Linked DNA regions of Mus musculus: region 1 is linked to region 2. A link is a loop called in an ENCODE intact Hi-C map of the cell type or tissue named here. Cell type or tissue: heart. All regions are shown on one strand. Links, peaks and the distances in the headings refer to the core of each region. The heading gives the core; the rest is flanking DNA.

Region 1 (5,375 bases), core at 218-5,217, 110 kb after region 2:
CTGTAGACCAGGCTGGCCTTGAATCTATATAAGCCTTTATTGTGGACTTAGAATAATTTCTTGAAAATTATTTCATTTAAGTAAATTTAAAATTTGTTTTATAAGTAAATAAATTTGAAAATACGTAATGCTGTGGTAAACAGTTGTATAGCCATGTTTTCTTTGGAAAATTTATGTCTCACATATTTTAAGCTATGAATACAAATTAGAAAGTTGGCATTTTTTTTTTTTTTAACAAAGAGTGGAGCAGAGACTGAAGGAAAGGCCATCCAGACCCTGCCCCACCTGCGGATCCATCCCATATACAGTCACCAAACCCAGACACTTTTGTGGATTCCAACAAGTGCTTGCTGACAGGAGCCTGATTTAGCTGTCTCCTGAAAGGCTCTGCCAGAGCCTTACAAATACAGAGATGGATGCTTGCAGCCAACCATCGGGGACCCCAATGGAGGAGTTAGAGAAAGGACTGAAGGAGCTGAAGGGGTTTGCAATCCTATAGGAAGAACAACAATATCAACCAACCAGACCCTCCAGAGCTCCCAGGGACTAAGCCACCAACCAAAGAATACACATGGTGGGACCCATGGCTCTAGCCGCATATGTAACAGAAGATGATGGTCTTGCTGTGGAAGCTGTTGTGGGTAGGTGAGTAGGGGAACACCCACATAGAAGCAGGGGGAGGGGCGATGGGATAGAGGGTTTTCGAAGGGGAAACCAGAAAAGGGAGATAACATTTGAAGTGTAAATAAAGAAAATATCTAATAAAAAAAATTTAAAAAGAAAGTTGGCATTCCTTTAAAAGTTAGACACTCTTTATAAGAAAAACCCCACGGTGTTCAGTACTTTTCGGATACTTTGGTACTTACCAGCTTAAAACTATGGGTCTCTTTGCTGTTAAGCTAAATGTCAAGGTCAGGAAACAAGAACAGAACCTGAAGAAATGCTCTTAACTGATAAGCTATCACTCTAGCCCCAATGATGAAATATTAATACACGCAATTGAGCGGAGTCAAAACATGTTTAAATCTATATATAACATTATATCAGGCTATTTGACATCAATTCTCCCACATTGATCTTAGAATAATTTAAAAGGCATGTAGTGATAAAAAATACAAGACAGTTTGTACATAATTAAGTAACAGTTCTTTTACAAACTTAAATGTATAGACCCCTCTTTAAAGGAAACTAATTCTTTGTGGATATATTGAATTATTTTCATTATAGTATTAAAATACAGTAACATACACTTGAGACATGCCTGCCCATGTAGATATAAAAGCTAAGACATACCCACAGCTACAAAGCCAAATAACATTTAATTTGACGCTTGACATTATTTTGCTGACGGTCCTTCTGCACCATAGTATGGAGAGAAACTCAAACATTCAATGCCATGTAGTACAAAAACATACAAGATCAAATCTATGAAGAACATAAACACCCCTCTGGCTATTAGGAGAGTCTAAAATGAGGTGCACCATCCTTAACCACTTATTAGCTCCTCTGTTTTCACACACCCTGCTAACACTCCTCTTTCCTGAACATACATAGTACAGGCTATGTATGTATGTTGCTTGGCCTTCATGTGGGTCCCAAACAACTGGATCAGGGCCTCTTCCCAAAACCTGTTGCCTGTACGTGGGATATGTTCTTCTAGCTGGGCTGCCTTGTCTGGCCTCAGTAGGAGAGGATGTGCCCAGCCTCATAGATAGGATGTGCCAGGGTGTGGGGATATCCAGGAGAGCCCTCACCTGCTCAGAGGGAAATGGAAGTGGGATGGTGGGGGAAGATTGTGGGATGGAGTGATCGGGAGGTGGGCATGTGTGGGATTTAAGTGAATGAGGAAAAAAAACAAAAAACTCCTTATCTTCTCTCTCCTGGAAGAAGAGGAGGCCTGGCTCTAGCAGACACAGTTGTCTATAAGCACACAGTGAGCATTGAACATAGGCATGGTTGACCTGGTGATCTGGGGAGGGGGAAGTGACAGTGTGGAGACAGAAGAGTGTGCTGAATGGCTGTAAGTTAGGGAAAGCTAAGGAAAGAGGGGTTGGACTTCTACAGAGTACTCTCAAGTGGGGCTGGATACCACTGTGCTCCGCAGCTCCTTCTTTCCCTCCTCTCCTCCTCCTCCTCCTCCTCCTCCTCCTCCTCCTCTTCCTCCTGCTGCTCCCCCTGCTCCTCCCCTCCCCCTCTCTCTGTTGTTTTAGGCAACACAGGGGTTCTCAGCTCAGCAGTTCCTTTTAAATATGCCCCGACAGGAAGCATAACACAAAAGTCACAACTCCCACTTCCTAAGAGCTTTCTCCTGACCATTCTGAGTCTAAGGCGGATCTGGTGGATTTCTATATAGTAGGTGATGCCATTTTAGGTACTATACAATTTTTCTAAAAAATAATAAGCAATTTTCAGAATGATATGGAGGTCACAATCAAACTCAATGCAGACTCTGTGGAAGACTGTAATGGAGGAGACAGAATAACAGTGGTTCAGGAAAAAACATTTGCAGAGACTAGGGAAAAAAATCAAGCAAAAGTCCATACAAAGTTTCAGGTTTTTTTTTTTTTCCTTGAGAGCATTGAGGCACCTTAAGTAGCTGTCCAGGTTTCTCAGTGTCTGAGATGACTGAAGCAGTTCCTTGTTGCCACCCAAGCTGTAAAATAGGGACTAGCGTGTTCTGCTGCCACCTTGTGGCGGAATTGTGCCATTAATAAAGACACATTCAAAGTTACATAGGGCTCTTTTTCAACAAATACTAACTTGGAAAAACTATTTGAAATTCAGCCGACTTCTCCCTTAAAAATATAATCAAGCTAGGAATTGTGGCACATGTTTGCAATACCAGAACTTTGTAGGCTGAGGTAAATGGGCCATAAATTCAAGACCAACCTAGGCTATGTAGTCAGCCTGAAGCACATGATGAAACGCTCAACGCATAGACAGACAGCTAGGCATGGTCACTCATGTCTATGATCTCAACATTCAGGAGATTAACACACAAGTCTGAAGTAATCCTCATGGTGTTTGAGGTTACATAGTGAATTCCAGTCCATTCCAGGGCACAGTGTGAGGCCGTGCATCAAAATCAATTTTTAAAAATCCCAATAAGTGAAAACATTGGTATTTATTAAATTATAACATTAATGAAAATGATGAGACATTTATAAGTGGAGTCATATGAAGTTACCATTTAAAGTGGTGGTTTAAAGATTATCATTAAAGTTGCTAGGCACCATCCAATCAGATGAAGTCCTTAATGTTAAGGAAGAAGAACGGTGGATACCTTTTCCCGTCTAGTGGGCAAGGATTCTGCCAGTGGAGTCCAACTGCAGCCATTTCCCTGGTTTGCAAAATCTGAACTAACCAAGCCCCATGACTTCATGAGCCAAGCTGTTCTTTTCTCATCCATCTTCCTGTGTGTGAGTGTGTGTGTGTTTGGGGTGTGTGTGTGTGTGTGTGAGAGAGAGAGAGAGAGAGAGAGAGTGTGTGTGTGTTTCTGTAGAAAGCCTTGCCATGTGTGAAGATGACAGATGACTTACTAGGACTTCTGAGAAGGATAACTTCCTCCGTAGCTGGATGTGGGGGGAGGGCACTCACAGGGTGAGAACGTAAACTTTCAGGAAAGGCTTGTTCTCCTCTCAGTATTTCCTCCCGGCACTCAGAAGTTAAGGTTGGAGGTGGCTTTGATCTCTTTCCATCTTCCTGAGACTCCCTTACAGATTCTAACCCCATTTTGCTGGCTTTATTCTTAAGAAACACAGAGGCTAGTTTGGGTCCTCACACAAGATTCGTGGAAGAAAGCAGATGAAAGGAAGAGACAGAGACAAGACAGGTAGGTAGCTCAGAACAAGGACTTGAAAGCAGAAACCCTTTGATCCTCTGGCCAGGAATGCCAGAAGGGAGCTTGAGGGTTTTAAAATCTCCTCCTAAATGAGCACCACGCATGGAGGCTCTACCCAAAGGTAGGAACTGAAACCATCGTGCAGACATTAACCCTTTCTGTCTAATAGCTATGGAACTGGCTCTATATTTTCATAATGAAATGGCTCTCTCTATATATCTATTCCCCAATATTAGCCTTTGCTTGCTATTCAGTGACCTTATGGTAAGCTGTAAGACATCAACTCTTGTCAGAGTAGTGTCTTTTATGATGCTTTTCAACGGGTGGGCCAAGGAAACTGAAGTGGAAACTTAAGGGTTCCTTGGAAAGTTGGTTGGATGGTGTTTTGCTGGGGCAAACACATAAAGGAAAGTTTCTCTGAAGCAGACACAGGAGAGGACGTTCTGCTAAAGGAAGCACCTGAAAGGACACATGGTGAAAGATTCTTTGCTAATGACACACATGTATTGGTCCACATTACATTGCATAGTTGAGTAGCATTTGTTGGGATGCCATAGAGAGAAATGCACCAAAAAACCCTTCTGGTAGTGTGCTGCAGTTTGTTGGCGCTTCCAAGGACTCAAGCTGATTGGATGCACATGCTGAGGCAAGGCATGTGGAGGACACGTGATGTTTGGAGGGTAGAAATAGGATTCCAGGGAGACAGAGCTTGGCTTGCTGGTTCAGCTAGCTGTACAATGCTCTCAAGGTTTTGCTGACCTTTGCTCCCTGAGAGAGGCACAGCTGAGAACTTCTCCTGGAGTTCAGTTGGTCCCTCCTGCTGATTTGAATCAAGGCTGAGGCCTGACTGTCTCTGTTAGGTCGTGTCACCGCTGTTGCTAACCCGACTCTACTGAAATGAACTGCTGGTATATCCATGAGGTATTTGCAAGTGGGTCAAGCTGCCACTGCCTGCTAATCTGTGAACTGAACCGCCATTTTCCAGACAACACAGATGGAAATTGTTCCAAAGAACCTTTCTAAACAGGTCCACACACACACGCTGCCCCTTATCCTTCCTTTTACATTACCCCTGGTGGGTGGTAGGTTATAAGGAAGGTTTAAAGCATTTAAGACCTACCATTAAAAATAGGATTTGAGCCGGGCAGTGGTGGTGCAGGCCTTTAATCCCAGCACTCGGGAGGCAGAGGCAGGTAGATTTCTGAGTTCGAGGCCAGCCTGGTCTACAGAGTGAGTTCCAGGACAGCCAGGGCTATACAGAAAAACCCTGTCTCGAAAAACCAAAAAAAAAAAAAAAAAAAAAAAAAAAGGATTTGAAAAAAATTAAAGGTACAGAAACAATTCTCACACTTCATTTTCACCACACTGCAGGGTCAAGTGCAGGGTCAAGTTCATTTACAGACAATTTTCTCTGGAACAGGTTAGATACTGCACTCCAAATTTTCTCTGGAACAGGTTAGATACTGCACTCCAAGGCACCAACAAAACAAGTTTTTCCACAGTTGACTTTTGTAGTGGCTATTTCTGGTTGTCA
Region 2 (5,375 bases), core at 283-5,282:
TAAGGAAAGGCCCCCACAAGACTGGCCCATGGGCCAGCCTGTGCCCGAGGTATTTTAATGATTAATAATTAATGTGGGAGTGCACAGGTCACCTTGGGTGGTGCCACACTTAGTCTGGTGGTCCTGTGTGCTAAAAGAAATCAAGTAGAGCAAGTTACACAGAAGCAAGCCAGAATGCAGCACTGCTCCATGGTCTCTACATAGTTCCTGCCTCCAAGGTTCCTGTTTTGAGAGCCTGGCCTGACTTCCCCAGATGATGGACTGACCCCAAGCTGTAAAATAAAATAAACCCCTTGTTAGTATCAGGCACACCCATGAACAACTGGAAGCGACTTCACAGCAATCAGGTGTCTTTACAGGCAGCTCTCAGACCCAGAGAAGAGACATGTCCTCTCTAGAAGACAGTGTAGCTGCTGGCTCCTGCTGTGTCTATTCACCCTGCCCCCCTCTCTCTTTCCTTCCACACTCTCCCAAAGGCTGCCTCTGACCCCCTCCCAATAAACCTCCCATGTGAGACCTGCTGCACGGTGTGATTTATTTAGAACCGTGACGCTTATTTCTAACACTCCTTCCTCCTCAAGTTGCTTAGGTCATGGTATTTTAATCACAATAGAAACCCTAACAAAGACAATAACAAACATAAAAAGAAAGCCAGCACTAAGGTGAATTTATAGTAATAAATGACTACATCATTAAAGATTTTAAGCAACTTAATATTGAACCACATGAAACTAAAAAAAAAAAAAAAAGAAAAAAATGTAAATCCCAAAGTTAGCAAAACAAAAGCAATCATAAAGAGCAGAGCAGACACAAATCTCATAAAAAGAAACCAACAAAACTAAGGGCTAATACAGAAAACCTCAAAACCTCATGTAATTAAAATCAGAAATATACGGCGATACAAGAGATGTTTCACAAATAAAAAGTTACAAGAAGGAGCTTTACAGGCTGCAGAACCTAAAAGAAGCAGTTAAAGATCCCAGGTACATATAACCCTAAACCAAGAAAGAATACAAAGCCTCCGCCAGTCAATAGCAATCAGAGACATTTAATAAAGAGTCAGAAGTCGAGGGCTGGAGAGCTTTGAGCTCAGAAGTTAAGAGAACTCGCTGCTCTTCCAGAGTGCAGTCCTCAGCACCCACCTCAGGCTGCTAGCTCACAATCTCTTGTAACACCAAACTCAGGGGATCTGACGCCCTCTTCTGTCCTCCGAGAGTATCAGCACACATATATTTATACATACACATATGGACATAAATAAAATAAATCCTCAATAAAATCAGTGGTTTCTCTAGAGAAATAATAAATCACCCCCCCCCAAATGATCAAGAAATCTGGTTTGTTTATAACAGCAGGAAAAAAATATTTAGGAAAAAATAACCAAGCAGGTTAAAGATCTATACTCTAAAACTCTAAACCATCCATGAAAGAAACAGAAAACACACATATAAATGAAGAGACAGTCCATGTTCAATGACTGTTCCATGTCTGCACTACTTAAATACTTAACTCAAAAAAATCGAATGGCTTTTCCCAAAGACATAAAGAGCAATCTTAAATTACGAATAGCTGCAGCAATCATGAGCAAGAAAAACATGGAAGAAATTATGCTTCAAGATTTAAAATTCTAACACAGAGCTATGATGATTGACAATAAACAAAACAAACAAACAGAACGCAAAAAGGGATGTAAAAAGGTGGGATTGGCCTGACTGCTGAAATCTCTCCTCTATGTGAATATACATCACTACATCCATTTACACCTTAAAGAACGGTTACCTGAAAAATGAACAGTTTATCACCAACTGCCCCCCTTCTCCTATGAGGACAAAGATTTGGTCTAATTAACCACTTTATCTTTAATATTTATCATATAGTAAACACTAAAATATCTGTTGAGTGAAAAAAAAAAGAAATGAACTTGGGACATCTGACACTAACCAGGGAAAGGTTAGAGTTAATACATGGGGTGAGGATTCAAACTTCTAACTTAATACGTTCGTTGTTCTCTGAGGTCCCAGCGGTTAAATTTTCAGGCCCTAAATATTATCTAAGTAATATACATAGATCCCACAGGATGCAGTGAGGAAAACTGTGGATAAGCAGTTAAGTCACGGGGCTTCTGGATCCACCATGTGCGTGCTTCTCTTCAGTGGGCCTCAGTTCCCTCCCGTGTGGAACTAAAGCGTGGGAAAGAGAGTACTGCTGGGTACACACTTAGAGACACGGAAGGCATTTAGAAACTATTTGTTGTATGCATCAGTGAAATCTGGGAAAGCGCACCGTGTTGCCGTTAGAAGCGGTCCTGCCAATCGCAGAAACGTAAGCTTTTAGCTCGGATCCCTACTCCACGCTAACTCCTGAAGGCTCAGGACCAGGGTCCCATCTTAACCCTCTGAACTCGTCCCCTCCGCTTCTGATTACTTACGTGGAACTTAGACCATTGAGAAACACTCAGATTTACCTGGATCGAGACCAAAATTCTCTACGTGTTGCCAAGGGAAGCTTCCACAGCCAGCCTCTTCTTGCTAACCGAGACACGATCAGCGCCGCCATTCTCGACAAGCAACCCAAGAGCGCCAGACGTGCCCGACTCAGCCAATCAGATGAGAGCTTACTTCAGCGGCCCCTGACGTTGCCCAGACCTATGCATTCCGGGAAATGTAGTTCGCTTGCCATTTACGGAAGAAGGCGGTGGCTCGCTCCCTGGGCATGTTGGGAGTTGTAGTTGGAGCGGTTCCGCGAAGGCTCCGGGTAACGCCTTCTGGTCCGGGGGTGGTCGGTAGTAGTGCAGCTTGACTTTGAGGCGGAGGAATTGGCAACAAGGAGGAGATATTACAGGGAGACCCTAAGGCTAGGCAGCGGGACAGAGGACTGGGTTTGGGGTTGGAGGACAGCCAGACAGAACGTCTGATATGCCCCTAGGAACTTGACCGCTCCGAGACAGAGGCAGGACCACACCAGACCCATCCGGTGAGCCCCTTCTCGCCGAGCCTTATTTCCAACAGCCATCTAGGCCTCATCAGAGCCCCAATGTCGTGTGGCTGCTATTCCTGAACGAGGCGATGGCGTCCCCAAGCCCACCGCTGGAGCCAAAGGTGAGTTGCCCTTTCAAGAGATCTCCGTTATTTCGCCACTCCCAAGACAGCAAGGCCGCGCCATCACCTCTTCCCCTGTCCCCCTCCTGGCCATTTCTACAACTCTTAAGAAAGGACCCCAGTCAACTCCTGTGTACCCCTTGCTGCGGGACATACCCCTTGCTGCAAGGTGCTTTTAGTTCACTTACAAACTCCCCAAGGCCCCTTTTTCTTTTTTCCTTTCTTTCTTTTTTTCTTTTTTTCAAGAGTAACTTGATAAATCGGCTGGGGAAAATTAAGACTGCTCCAAGTTAGATCTCATTTATGAGTTTCTCAGGTGAGGCACTTTTTTCTTTCTTTTCTTCTTTTTTTTTTTTAAATCTCGTCTGTCCTCTGCAGCTAGCACAATGTCTGAACTCAAGGTGAGTGTTTAGAAAACCTAATGGAACTGCGTCGAATTGGGTCCCAAGCTGGTGTGGGTAGAAGCTTGGGGCGAACAGTGAGGCCAGGGAACGTTGGGGTGGTCTTAAGGCTGTTAACTAAAAACAGTCGTGGTATTAGTGTGTAATAACGAAAGCAGAGAAGACCTTCAGTTTGGAAGGCGTGGATCTAGACCAGTCCAGATCCTTTTCAGTGTGAGGTGCCATGAATTGAGCACCTTTTGGAACTCTTACTTACCGTGTTCCTCCTAGTGAATGGGAGCATGGTAAAGTGACAATAACTTCTCCCACTTTCAGTGGAGAGACCACTGGAACTGACTACAGAGAGAAAACAATTCCAGCAGTGGCTGACATTTGAGGCTATGGCTATGTTTCTTACTCAGGAGGAGTGGGGTTATCTGGATCCAGCTCCGAGAAGCCTGTATAAAGATGTCATGATGGACAGCTACGGAAAGCTGGTCTCGCTGGGTAAGAATGCACGCTTTTTCTAACTAAAATATCTAATAAGGTACTAACACTTAAACCCAGAATGCGTCAAGCAGTGTAACTGACACCAGCACTATTTTGTCCCAACCTTCTGATTCGGATCTTTCTACAACTCTGGTCTCCCTCGCTTCCTTGTTAGCAAAGGCTGGCTTTGGCAGCTTCAGAATCTCATTCCCAGACGGCTCTGTTGGCTCTGTACTTTCCTTCCCGGTTCATCTTCCCACGGCTCTCCTCCCACCCTCTTTTCACTCTGCCTTCTGGAGCCTGGGCTGCTCATCACACAGTGTTCCTTACCGCTCCGGCCTACACTGAAAGCTGGCACAGAGCCGAGCACACCACTTCTCTGGCAGACCTTCAAGTGGGGGCTGCTCATTCTCCCGGGTCCTCCTTCCTCTTGCTTTGTCTCAGGACTGGGAGGCAGAAGTTAAGTGTTCTCCCAGCTCTCCCAGTGCTTGTCCCAAAGCATTTATTTTTCCACCTTCCAGGAGCATGTCCTCATGTGGGGTCAGCAGTCCTGTTTCCCCCAGTGCTCCTGTTTATCATCATCTGTCACGACCCTCCCACTCCCACTACCTCCCACCCCCACCACCTCCCACTACCACCCCCCCACCACCACCACCCTGCTTAACCCAGTCATTGAGTGAGCTGCAGTGGGTCTTGATCCTGTAAACTTCAGGAACCCTGCTTTCCATACCATTGACTCTGGCCTTAATTTTGTTATGACAAGCAAGTCTGAAAACACAGTATCCTGGTCTCTGACCACTGTTGACAACTAAACAAAGAGCCAGAAAGGCTTGCTTCTTGCCCTGGTGGAGCCTAACTGCAGCTTACATTTCCGTCTTTCCTTCACCTTTCCACTTGAAGCAATTCATTCATAATGCATTTTCCGTCCCGTGATGTGTTCATGTCTCCCCCATGGTTTCAGTTCTCCCGACTTGTGAAGATCTCTTCTAATTGCCAGCATGTTGTCTGGCCACTTTGATACTATTGCTATACTTACTCTGCAAATTTCAAATCATGTATCTTTTATAAGATCTGTCCCTTCTGTCCCCTTCTACCTGATTCCCAAGCATCGCAGGATCAGTGTCCTACAAGTATCTAGTGAGGAGGGTTTTTTGTTTTCTTTTTGTTTTAGTTTGGTTTGGTTTGACTTCTTTGAGACGGGTTCTCACTGTGAGGCCCCGGTTGGCATGGAACTCACTCTATAGACCAGGCTGGGCTGGAGGATCAAGCGAGCCTAGGGCCTTGTTGATGCTAAACATCTTCTCTACCAGTGAAGTACAGCCCCAGCTCTTTACCTTAGTAACCCTTGTTCTAATATAGATTTATATCATGGTCTTCCCAACTTGGGGGAAAGAAAGAAACTTAACTG

The links. Hi-C counts contacts between places; a loop is a spot of excess contacts. Peaks named below come from ENCODE experiments on the same cell type or tissue, not always from the same donor. Only the 100,000 strongest peaks of a DNase experiment are listed, where the experiment ranks them.
Region 1: a loop joins it to region 2, with 4 times the contacts of the local background. A loop is called at or near these places in 19 of 42 quality-filtered maps.

Annotation. Positions count from the first base shown.
Region 1 is chr4:49,624,532-49,629,906 of GRCm38, forward strand. No RefSeq gene overlaps it. Among named protein-coding and RNA genes, the nearest start is that of Gm45952, 4.7 kb to the right of the region's middle. In heart, for the core only: a CTCF peak has its summit at 2,695 (motif pointing left); a DNase peak (open chromatin) is centred at 2,660.
Region 2 is chr4:49,518,498-49,523,872 of GRCm38, forward strand. Mrpl50 (mitochondrial ribosomal protein L50) reads right to left here and starts at 2,586. Exons shown (of 2, transcript NM_178603.4): 1 at 2,465-2,586. The coding sequence starts at 2,556. Zfp189 (zinc finger protein 189) reads left to right here and starts at 2,679. Exons shown (of 3, transcript NM_145547.3): 1 at 2,679-3,098; 2 at 3,901-3,985. The coding sequence starts at 3,066. In heart, for the core only: no CTCF peak of the experiment used is centred there; DNase peaks (open chromatin) are centred at 2,654 and 4,284; H3K4me3 peaks cover 3,231 bases; H3K27ac peaks cover 1,484 bases.